Linked DNA regions of Homo sapiens: region 1 is linked to region 2. The links are chromatin loops, found by intact Hi-C in ENCODE. Cell type or tissue: Calu3. All regions are shown on one strand. Each heading gives the region's core, and the rest is flanking DNA. Links, peaks and the distances in the headings are about the cores only.

Region 1 (4,389 bases), core at 265-4,264, 310 kb after region 2:
GGAGGTAAATATTATCATTTCAGTTTTCTGAAGGGGGAAACTGAGGTACTATGAGGTTTAAGTGCTTTGTGATGGACCACCTAGTGGCAGAAATCCAGTGAAGGGGTGATGTTTTTCCCAAATGCTCATATTTTCTTCAAATGTCTTTGGCTCAACATATTAGGATTAAGTTCCCTAAGTACCTATTTTGTATCTAGATGTGTATTAGGTTATGTGCACCATCTAAAATAAATATTGATGGTGCCTATCCTTTTATGGAGGGGAAATATTTATATACACCTGTAACACAGATAGTATGTAAGATATGCAATCACTTACCAAAGCGATTGTCCAAAGAAACAAGAGAGCAGAGGAAGGACACAGAGACGGTCTCTTAAGACAAGGCAGAGTTAGGGTCGGGGAGGTGCAGAGATGAGAGGACTTCTCAGGTAAATAAGAGAATAAGGCTGGTGGAGGGATGCCAAGGAGACAGGCTGCCCCGGGGGACACGGGCAAAGGGCGGAGAGCAGCAGATGTGCTTGGAGGGATGATGTCTGGCTGGAAACTCTTGACTTGGAGCTGTAAAATCTGGATTTGATGTGATGGGTAAAAGTGGTTTCTTGAAGGCTCAGAGACGAGCATCAGGAAGATGAGCGTGGCAGCCAGGTGAGTGGCCATGGGCCGGCGGTGGGAGTGCTCCCCTCCCCTCCAGTGCATGGCATAGGTGCCTTGTTTGTGGAGAATTTACAATCACTGTAATGCCAAGGGGGAGTGAGCCTGCCGTCCTTAGTACTGTGCGCCTGCAATTCTGAACACTGGCAATGACTTAAAGACCTCCACTAACAAAAGAACCTTTGTTTGAAACGATTACTGTGGTTATTGCTGACTTTTAGTGATATATATGTAAGATTCAAAGGAGTGCATTTTTGTCATTTATTCTTGTTTTTTGTTTGTCTTTTGAGACGGAGTCTCACTCTGTCACCCAGGCTGGAGTGCAGTGGTGCAATCTCAACTCACTGTAACCTCCACCTCCTGGGTTCAAGGGATTTTCTTGCCTCAGCCTCCCAAGTAGCTGGGATTATAGGCACGCACCACCACGCCCAGCTAATTGTTTTGTATTTTTAGTAGAGACAGGGTTTTGCCATCTCGGCCAGGCTGGTCTCGAACTCTCGACCTCAGGTGATCTACCTGCCTTGGCCTCCCAAAGTGCTGGGATTACAGGTGTGAGCCACTGTGCCCAGCTATCACTTATTCTTAATTAATCATTTTATTTACATGGAAGTTAATTTGGAGAATTGCCTTTCACAAGGTGGGCTCCTGACCCAATGGGCAGGTTTTTAATCGTTCAGAACCTTTGAGTTGGCTTTGGGTGAAGTCACATCTCCAACTTCTGCATTTAAATAGTCAATTCAGAATAAACAATCATGACATACCCATCAGAAAGACGAAGATACGAAACTTGAGTTTCAAACATTTGTAGTTTTCAATTTCATTTAAAATTTAAAACAGTGAAATGGCAAACCTGTGGAGGTAGAATATTTTTGTTTGGTAATTACAAATTGTTATTCAGACATGAGATATTTCCCTGAACTTGAATCATATATTTAAAATGAAAATGTGTTCTTTTTTTTCAAGATAGATTTTTTTTTATTATACTTTAAGTTTTATGGTACATGTGCACAACACGCAGGTTAGTTACATATGTATAAATGTGCCATGTTGGTGTGCTGCACCCATTAACTCGTCATTTAACATTAGGAATATCTCCTAATGCTATCCCTCCCCCCTCCCCCCACCCCACAACAGGCCCTGGTGTGTGATGTTCCCCTTCCTGTGTCCATGTGTTCTCATTGTTCAATTCCCACCTATGAGTGAGAACATGCGGTGTTTGGTTTTTTTGTCCTTGCGATAGTTTGCTGAGAATGATGGTTTCCAGCTTCATCTGTGTCCCTGCAAAGGACATGAACTCATCATTTTTTATGGCTGCATAGTATTCCATGGTGTATATGTGCCACATTTTGAAAATGTGTTCTTCTTTTAAAATTGTTACTTGCTTTGACTCTAAAGAACAAATCAAGGGAGTAAAGATTATTGCTGATTATCTGTGGTTACTTCTAAAAATAATCTGTTGTGCCGAGGAGGGAGGTGTTGAAATGGTCCACGTGAGGGTCAGAAGCACTGAAGAATTCCTGGCGGGAGGAGAGGCAGCCGGGAAGAAGGCTGGCGAGGAGGGTGTGGCATTAGAGGAAGCCTGGCGAGGAGGGCGAGGCATTAGAGGAAGGCGGGCGGGGAGGGCGTGGCATTAGAAGAAGGCCGGAGAGGAGGGTGTCGCATTACAGCTGGTGGGTGAAGGGGTGGGAGTCGCTCAAGGCAACAAGGAGAGAGAAAGGGAAACCCAGGTTGCTTTATGGTTAAGAGACATCCAGGGTCAGAAGAGGAGGGAGGCTCTTCGTGTAGTCCTACGTACAGCCTGGCAATTAAATTCTGAAAAGTCTTGTTCTGTAACTGTTTTGTTTCCTTCCTTCCTTCCTTCCTTCTTTTTTCTTTTCTTTTCTTTTCCCTTCCTCCCTCCCTCCCTTCCTTCCTTCCTTCCTTCCTTCTTTCTGAGATGGAGTCTCGCTCTGTCGCCCAGGCTGGAGTGCAGTGCAGTGCTCCGCCTCCCAGGTCAAGTGATTCTCCGGCTTCAGCCTCCCGAGTAGCTGGTAGTACAGGCATGTGCCACCATGCCCGGCTAATTTTTTGTATTTTTAATAGAGACAGGGTTTCGCCATGTTGGCCAGGCTGGTCTCAAACTCCTGACTTCAGGTGATCCACCCACCTCGGCCTCCCAAAGTGCTGGGATTACACGGGTGATCCCGGCCGTCTTGTTTTTTTCACAAGCTGCTGTCACTCCAAAATTTGGAAAGGAGCAGAGAACCGGGAAACAGGATAAGCACAGTGTGGAAAGTGGATCCTCAGGAAACCTGTGCCCCGTCATTTATGGAAGTGATATTTAGTTGACTTCAGTAGTACTTTCTGCATCCTTCCTAAAGGTGGCCAGGGAAGGCCTGAAGTGCTTAGAAGTCCAGGGAAAGAAGGAGCCCCACGGCAGGGAGATGTGGAAGGAGCTACGTGAGAAATATCGCCAGGCACATCGTCTTGGGCGCCCACCGTCAAACCTCTGCCCTGCCTGCCCAGCCCTCCAGACAAGCACGGGTCCTGCTGTGTTCTTATGACTGGTTTGGGCCCACGTTCAGTGAGGCCAACAGGCTTGGGAGATGTTTGTGGAGTGTCTGGGAGCCGAGGCCAGGACCAGGGTGGGCTTTGGGTCTCTACAGCCCTTCCATGCTATTCAAATCACACAGTGTGTCTCCCTCAGGGACCGTGTGGCTAAGTCCTAGAGGTGAAGGCCCCTTATGAGAAGAGCGAATTTTCTGCAGAGTGAGTTGGGCTTTTTTTTTTTTTTTTTTCACTTAGAAAACACAGAAATGCATGGTCTGGGGTCACCCAGGGCTGTATGTCCATACAGGTGTTGGCATGCCCCCTCGGCCCATGGGCCTCATTGTCCCCCCAGCCTGTCTGCTCTTGCTTCAGGTGCTTCCCACATCCTCAGCTCTGAGCCTCCCCACGCAACTCAGCCCAGCAGATGTGTGAATGGGTGCCCAGGATATTAGCTAATAGTTTAACATCAGGGCATTCCGCACTGGAAGAGGAAATTATCTGCCATCAAAGAGTGCCCAAGGTCACAAAGAAAGGTGGAAGGAGGGAGAAGCCATAGCTGGTGGGCCTGGTGTTCTCGGGGAGACACATGCTCGCATACGTGTGCACATGCACAGGCAGCCTGCTCCGCTTCCCCAGAGAGTCTAACCAAATGATCCATCCCCATGCTGCAGGAGTGGCCGCTTGGCCCACACACCTGGGAAGAAGAGCTGTAGCCTCCTGGAGAACCTGCCTGTCGGAACCAGGCAGCGCCTGAGTTCCGTCCTCCCAGGGGCCCGCCATCTCTCCTGAGCACCCCAGCCAAGGGCAGGGTGAGGCAGCCAGCTGATCCCCTCGGTAGGCTCGCTGATAGCATCTAGAGGGCTTGCTTTTCCAATGTTAATAAGCGGTTGCTACAGGTAATCAGCAGTCACCTGATGATATTCAAGGCTTATTTCAAAGCCACATGCAGGGTTGTTGTTGTTTGGGGTTGTTCAAAATCATTCAAACAGCCCAAATCGTACTAATCCCATTCTTATCTGGTGATCAAATAGAAGCCGACTCGGTGATTGGAAAAGCAACTGGACACAGTCAGCTTGGAGAGGGGTGCTCCTGCACGCTGGGGGCCTGGAAAGATGAGGGGATCTAGGGAGGCCGGGCCGAGGCCTGGCTCCGCCTCACCTGACACTCAGCCTTAGACAATGACACAGGTATTTTATGCCCCATCCTGAC
Region 2 (4,389 bases), core at 110-4,109:
TGGGTGACGTGAGGCTGAGAAGCCTGACATGCTTCCTCCTTCATGCCAGCACCCCCCTCCGTGTGTGGTGAGCCGCAGGGATTGAGTGTGGACAGTGGTAGTAGTGTGTGGTGTGTGGCTGCATGGCTGTGGCTGGAGGATGTGGTGGACTTGAAGTGTTCATTAGCATTGGCTGCTCTCAGCCTTCTCAGTTAAACATGCACAAGCCTGCTGTCTGTCACTGATTGCCGTCTCCTCGAGCCTGTGCTGAGGTGTAGGTTCACATGGCCATGCAGACGTGGGTTGCAGAGCAGGCAGAGCTGGGTGGGATTCCAGCTCCATCATGTTCCCGCTCAATGGCTTTACCTTTTTTGCTCAGTTTCCTCATCTTTAAAGTGAAGGGAATAATAGCGTCTACCTTAAAGAGTTTTTAGATAAATCACTTAAAACATAGCAATTATGTAACAACTGCCAACAAGTACTAGTTATCATCATTGGACACTGTAAAATGTTTAGTGTCCAAACCTATAAAATAGCTCCTAAATTGAATGATCTCATGGTCTAGCTGGGAAAATAATGTGTAATTCAAAAATAAAAATAAAAATGTCAATTCTGTACAGAAATTCCCAAATGAATGTGTAGAATCTACTATCCGCACCAAGGAACGTGGAGAGATCACAACTTGGAGCCCCTGCAGAAAGTGTTTAGGGAAACAATGGGACTTGAACGGGAGCCTGGAGGCTTTAGGTAATGAGAGAGGAAGGGAGAGAATATTCTAGAAAGGAAGAATACCAGGTGAGAAGGTTTATGATGTATTTGGAAGCCACCTCCTGTGCCAGTCGGGCTGAAATACTGAGTTTGTGTGGAAGAATATGGGGTGAACCATGGAGAAAACTGATGAAATAAGATGGTGGGTCAGCATCATCCCAGAAGCCAACTACTGCTTGGAGAAGAGTTAACTCAGTGGCTGTCTGTACGATGAACTGAAGTCAAGAAGAAATTAGAAGCAAGGATGAAACAAGCGAAGTAAACCCTTCTATGTTTAACCACAACTTTGTAAACGCAGTGACTCATCTCCATTCATGGGTGTCAGCTTGGTTCTGAGCATGCAGATGAATGTATCCAACCAGGGCTGAGGAAGCCGGGTTGACCCTGAGCTTTGGCCTTTTAGTTCCGTTCCTTTGCAGGCAGATACAACTAGGAAACGAGGCCCATATTTTGAGAAGTAAAAATATTCTACTCTGAGATCTTTGCAGTTTTATTTCCCTAATTATTTTGGATAATCAACATTTTCATTTTTTTTTTCCAATTTTCAAATCAACTTTAGATTTAGCCCCTTAAATATATCTTTTAGGAAGTAGCATCTTGTTGCCTTAGGAACAGTGTTTGAAAAAGTTCTCATTTGTGCTGTACACTTCAATGATAAAGAAAGTTCACTGGCATCCCCCTGTGGAAAATGCTTTTATCATTTAAAAAAACATATGCACATAGAAAGAGTTAGTAGAAGTCACTATGTTGTAAGAGCCCAGGGTTGGTATTAGCAGAACTTAATGTATTCTCTCTCAAAATAAGATCATTGTTGGAAAAACTATAAATAATTTTCAAGTTTATTTTCAGATTGAGTTTGTTGTTAGTAGCACTTTAGGATTTACTGTGATGAAAGACAACGGTTGTGTTTTTAAAAAGTGTTCCCCACTTGGACTAACAAAGGGACTCAGCACTGCAGCCTCGATGGAACGTTCTTTCTCTGTGCAGGCACCAGATGGCGCCAAGCCGCAGGTCCTTCACCTGGATTAGTTCATTATTTTAAAAAAGAATTTGGGAATTATGGCTGCTGGCATTCAGGGCTCACTAAAATTTGTGTAATGTTTCCAGCTGTGGATAGAAGCGTCAAACGCTATGTTTAATATGTTTTTCCGGAATTTATTCTCATCAGTGGCTGGAATTGGAAGGCCATCTTCCCTCTCAATTCTTGACTTTGGAGGGAAGTGAGGGAAGCAGCTTTCTGCTTAGGCTGTCCTGGGCAAAATCTGGATATCTGCACCACCTTCCTTACAGTTTTTCTGTTGTGCTTCCCTTTAACCTGTGTAAAAGTGATTTACTAGGAGTAACTTACACTAAAGTGTCAGTGACTTATTTCACTAGAGGAATAGTCACAAAAAATAATGTCAGATGCAAAGGGTTAGGTTGCTAGAGGATTTTTAACTCTCAGTGACAAGGCAGTTCAGAAACTATGTTTAAGATTTACATTTACTTTTTTACCTCTAACCTTACTAATACTGTTTTTATGTGAACAGATAATAAAAACATATGACATTTTGTATGATGAATTTTTCTTACCAAGGCAAATTTGGTTTTGGATGTTTTCACAAGAGTAGTAAAATTAAGATTAGCCACGCTGAGCTCACAATGAACAAAAAAAAATAGTTTTTGGAGGTTTGATTTGAACTCTGAGAGGAACAGCGTAAGAAATAGAACAGGAAAAGACCTCCGAATATCCAGGAATGTTGTAATTGACATATTTGAATCTGAAAACACTGTTTATCCTTGCGGCTAATGCAGGGTAATATACACTGCCAATGCTTAAAACAAACGGGGTAAATGCCACTGCTGAAATTACAGCTTCTGCTTACATTCTTTCAGCTTATCCTTTATTTTTATAAAAATATTCCTCTTGCTGAACATATATTTTGAGATTAAGCAGTGTCTTTTCTTTCTCAGGGAAGAATATTTCTCAGCCCTCCGTTCTCAAGACAGATGAGTGCTTTAGAAAGAGGACTCTGCAGCGGTGAGGAGGATGGAATGACAGGCAAAGCACGCAGGACCAGGAGATGGCTTCGTTCCCTCAATCACTCATCCAAAGACGTTTAATGAGCACCTATTGTGTGTCAGGCATTGTACCGGGCAATGGGGATATCGTAGTCAGTAATAAGTGAGGAGAGATGAGTTCATTTGTGAGAGGCTCTGACCAGTGGAATCAGAGGAAGGGAGTTCCCCTGGGTGGGCCAGGTTCAAAGACATTTTGGAAGTAGAATCTGCAGAACATGATGATCTTTTGGAAACAGGGCAGGGACGTGAATGAGCACGTAATGTCCCCATGGGTTTGTCTTTCCGAAGGTTTAAAATCCTCAAGAATAAGGAACATAGGCATGTGTCGTAACGGTCTCCACAGTGGGGGAGTATTATGTTAGTGCACCTGCATGTTAACTCTGCTCATGAAGGGGCCACGTCTTCACCACCACAAAGCCTCAAGCATGCATATCTGGTCCCTCCAACCCCCTCCCTATTGAGGTGCAATAAAGGCCCATGTTTCTCCTAGTATGGGAACAGAACTAAGTCCTTTGTTCTATTATTTGACATGTATTGACTCAAGCATTCGATGAGTATTGATGAAGTGTGTTCTAAGCTTGTACCGGGCTAGGTCTTCTACTGCAATCCCCACGCTTATAAACCTTGCCAACCTGAGCCACCTGCAAGCTTTCTGACCTTGGGCGTCCTCATCTCTTCACCTCCACTGGTAAAGATGAGCTAACTGGTAAAGATGAGCTATGGAAAGAACGTGGAGTAGTCCTCGGCACATAGTAGGAATTTAGTGAATATCAGTTCTCTTCATTCACAAGCACTTAATAGGCCAGGTACTGGAACAAAAGACAAATCAGATGGAAAGAGGCTCATACTGCATCCCGGCCTGGCAGAATGAGAGCGGCTCCTGGAACCGGGATTCCACGTCAGCTTTCAGCTTTTTTTCTGCTTTTTCCTTCTTCTCAGGCCTTTCAGGATTTGGTTCTTGTTTTAAAGCTTCTGACGGAGAGAGCCAAGTAGCCTGTCCTTGCTCTACGGGCTGGGAAGCAATGAGTGATTGCTGAAGAGGCTTTTTCTCAGCAAAGGGCAGAGGCAAAGGAGAGAAGAAAGGAAGGGCCCTGTGCTGTGAAGCAATTTTCTCATTTTCTGCTGCTGGTGCTTGCGTTGTTGTCTTCCTCAACATGCAGGGGAGGCCCAGAGAGGCACTGCTACGGGTTCCAGACATTCCTTGTATTCTCACTGCCTGGCTCTGTCCTCAACCACTTACTTTCGGTGTTAGCGGTGAGTCTCAAAGGAACATTGTGCTGAACTGTTCTCCATCTCAACTACATGATCCTGCAGCCCTCAGGATGAAGGGTTTCGGTCTTTGATTCCGGCGACCTGGAGGCTTGCTTACTGTCAACTCCATGCGGAGAACTGTAGAAAACAGGATAAAGACGAAGACTAGGCCGAGCCGTCCAAGGCAGTGAGTCCACAGTAAGTGGGGCGAGTTAGGCCGTTTCCGCACTGCTATAAAGAAATACCTGAGGTTGGGTAATTTAGAAAGAAAAGAGGTTTAATTGGCTCATGACTCTGTAGGCTGCACAGGAAGCATGGTGCAGGCATCTG

The links. Hi-C counts contacts between places; a loop is a spot of excess contacts. Peaks named below come from ENCODE experiments on the same cell type or tissue, not always from the same donor. Only the 100,000 strongest peaks of a DNase experiment are listed, where the experiment ranks them.
Region 1: it touches region 2 in a loop (4-fold over the local background); 4 of 110 quality-filtered maps call a loop at or near these places.

What each region holds. Positions count from the first base shown.
Region 1 is chr7:156,158,877-156,163,265 of GRCh38, reverse strand. No RefSeq gene overlaps it. Among named protein-coding and RNA genes, the nearest start is that of SHH, 350 kb to the right of the region's middle. In Calu3, for the core only: no CTCF peak of the experiment used is centred there; a DNase peak (open chromatin) is centred at 2,265.
Region 2 is chr7:156,471,023-156,475,411 of GRCh38, reverse strand. It overlaps RNF32-DT (RNF32 divergent transcript), which reads left to right. Exons shown (of 4, transcript NR_026865.2): 4 at 2,701-3,313. Among named protein-coding and RNA genes, the nearest start is that of LINC00244, 67 kb to the left of the region's middle. In Calu3, for the core only: a CTCF peak has its summit at 1,754 (motif pointing right); a DNase peak (open chromatin) is centred at 1,731.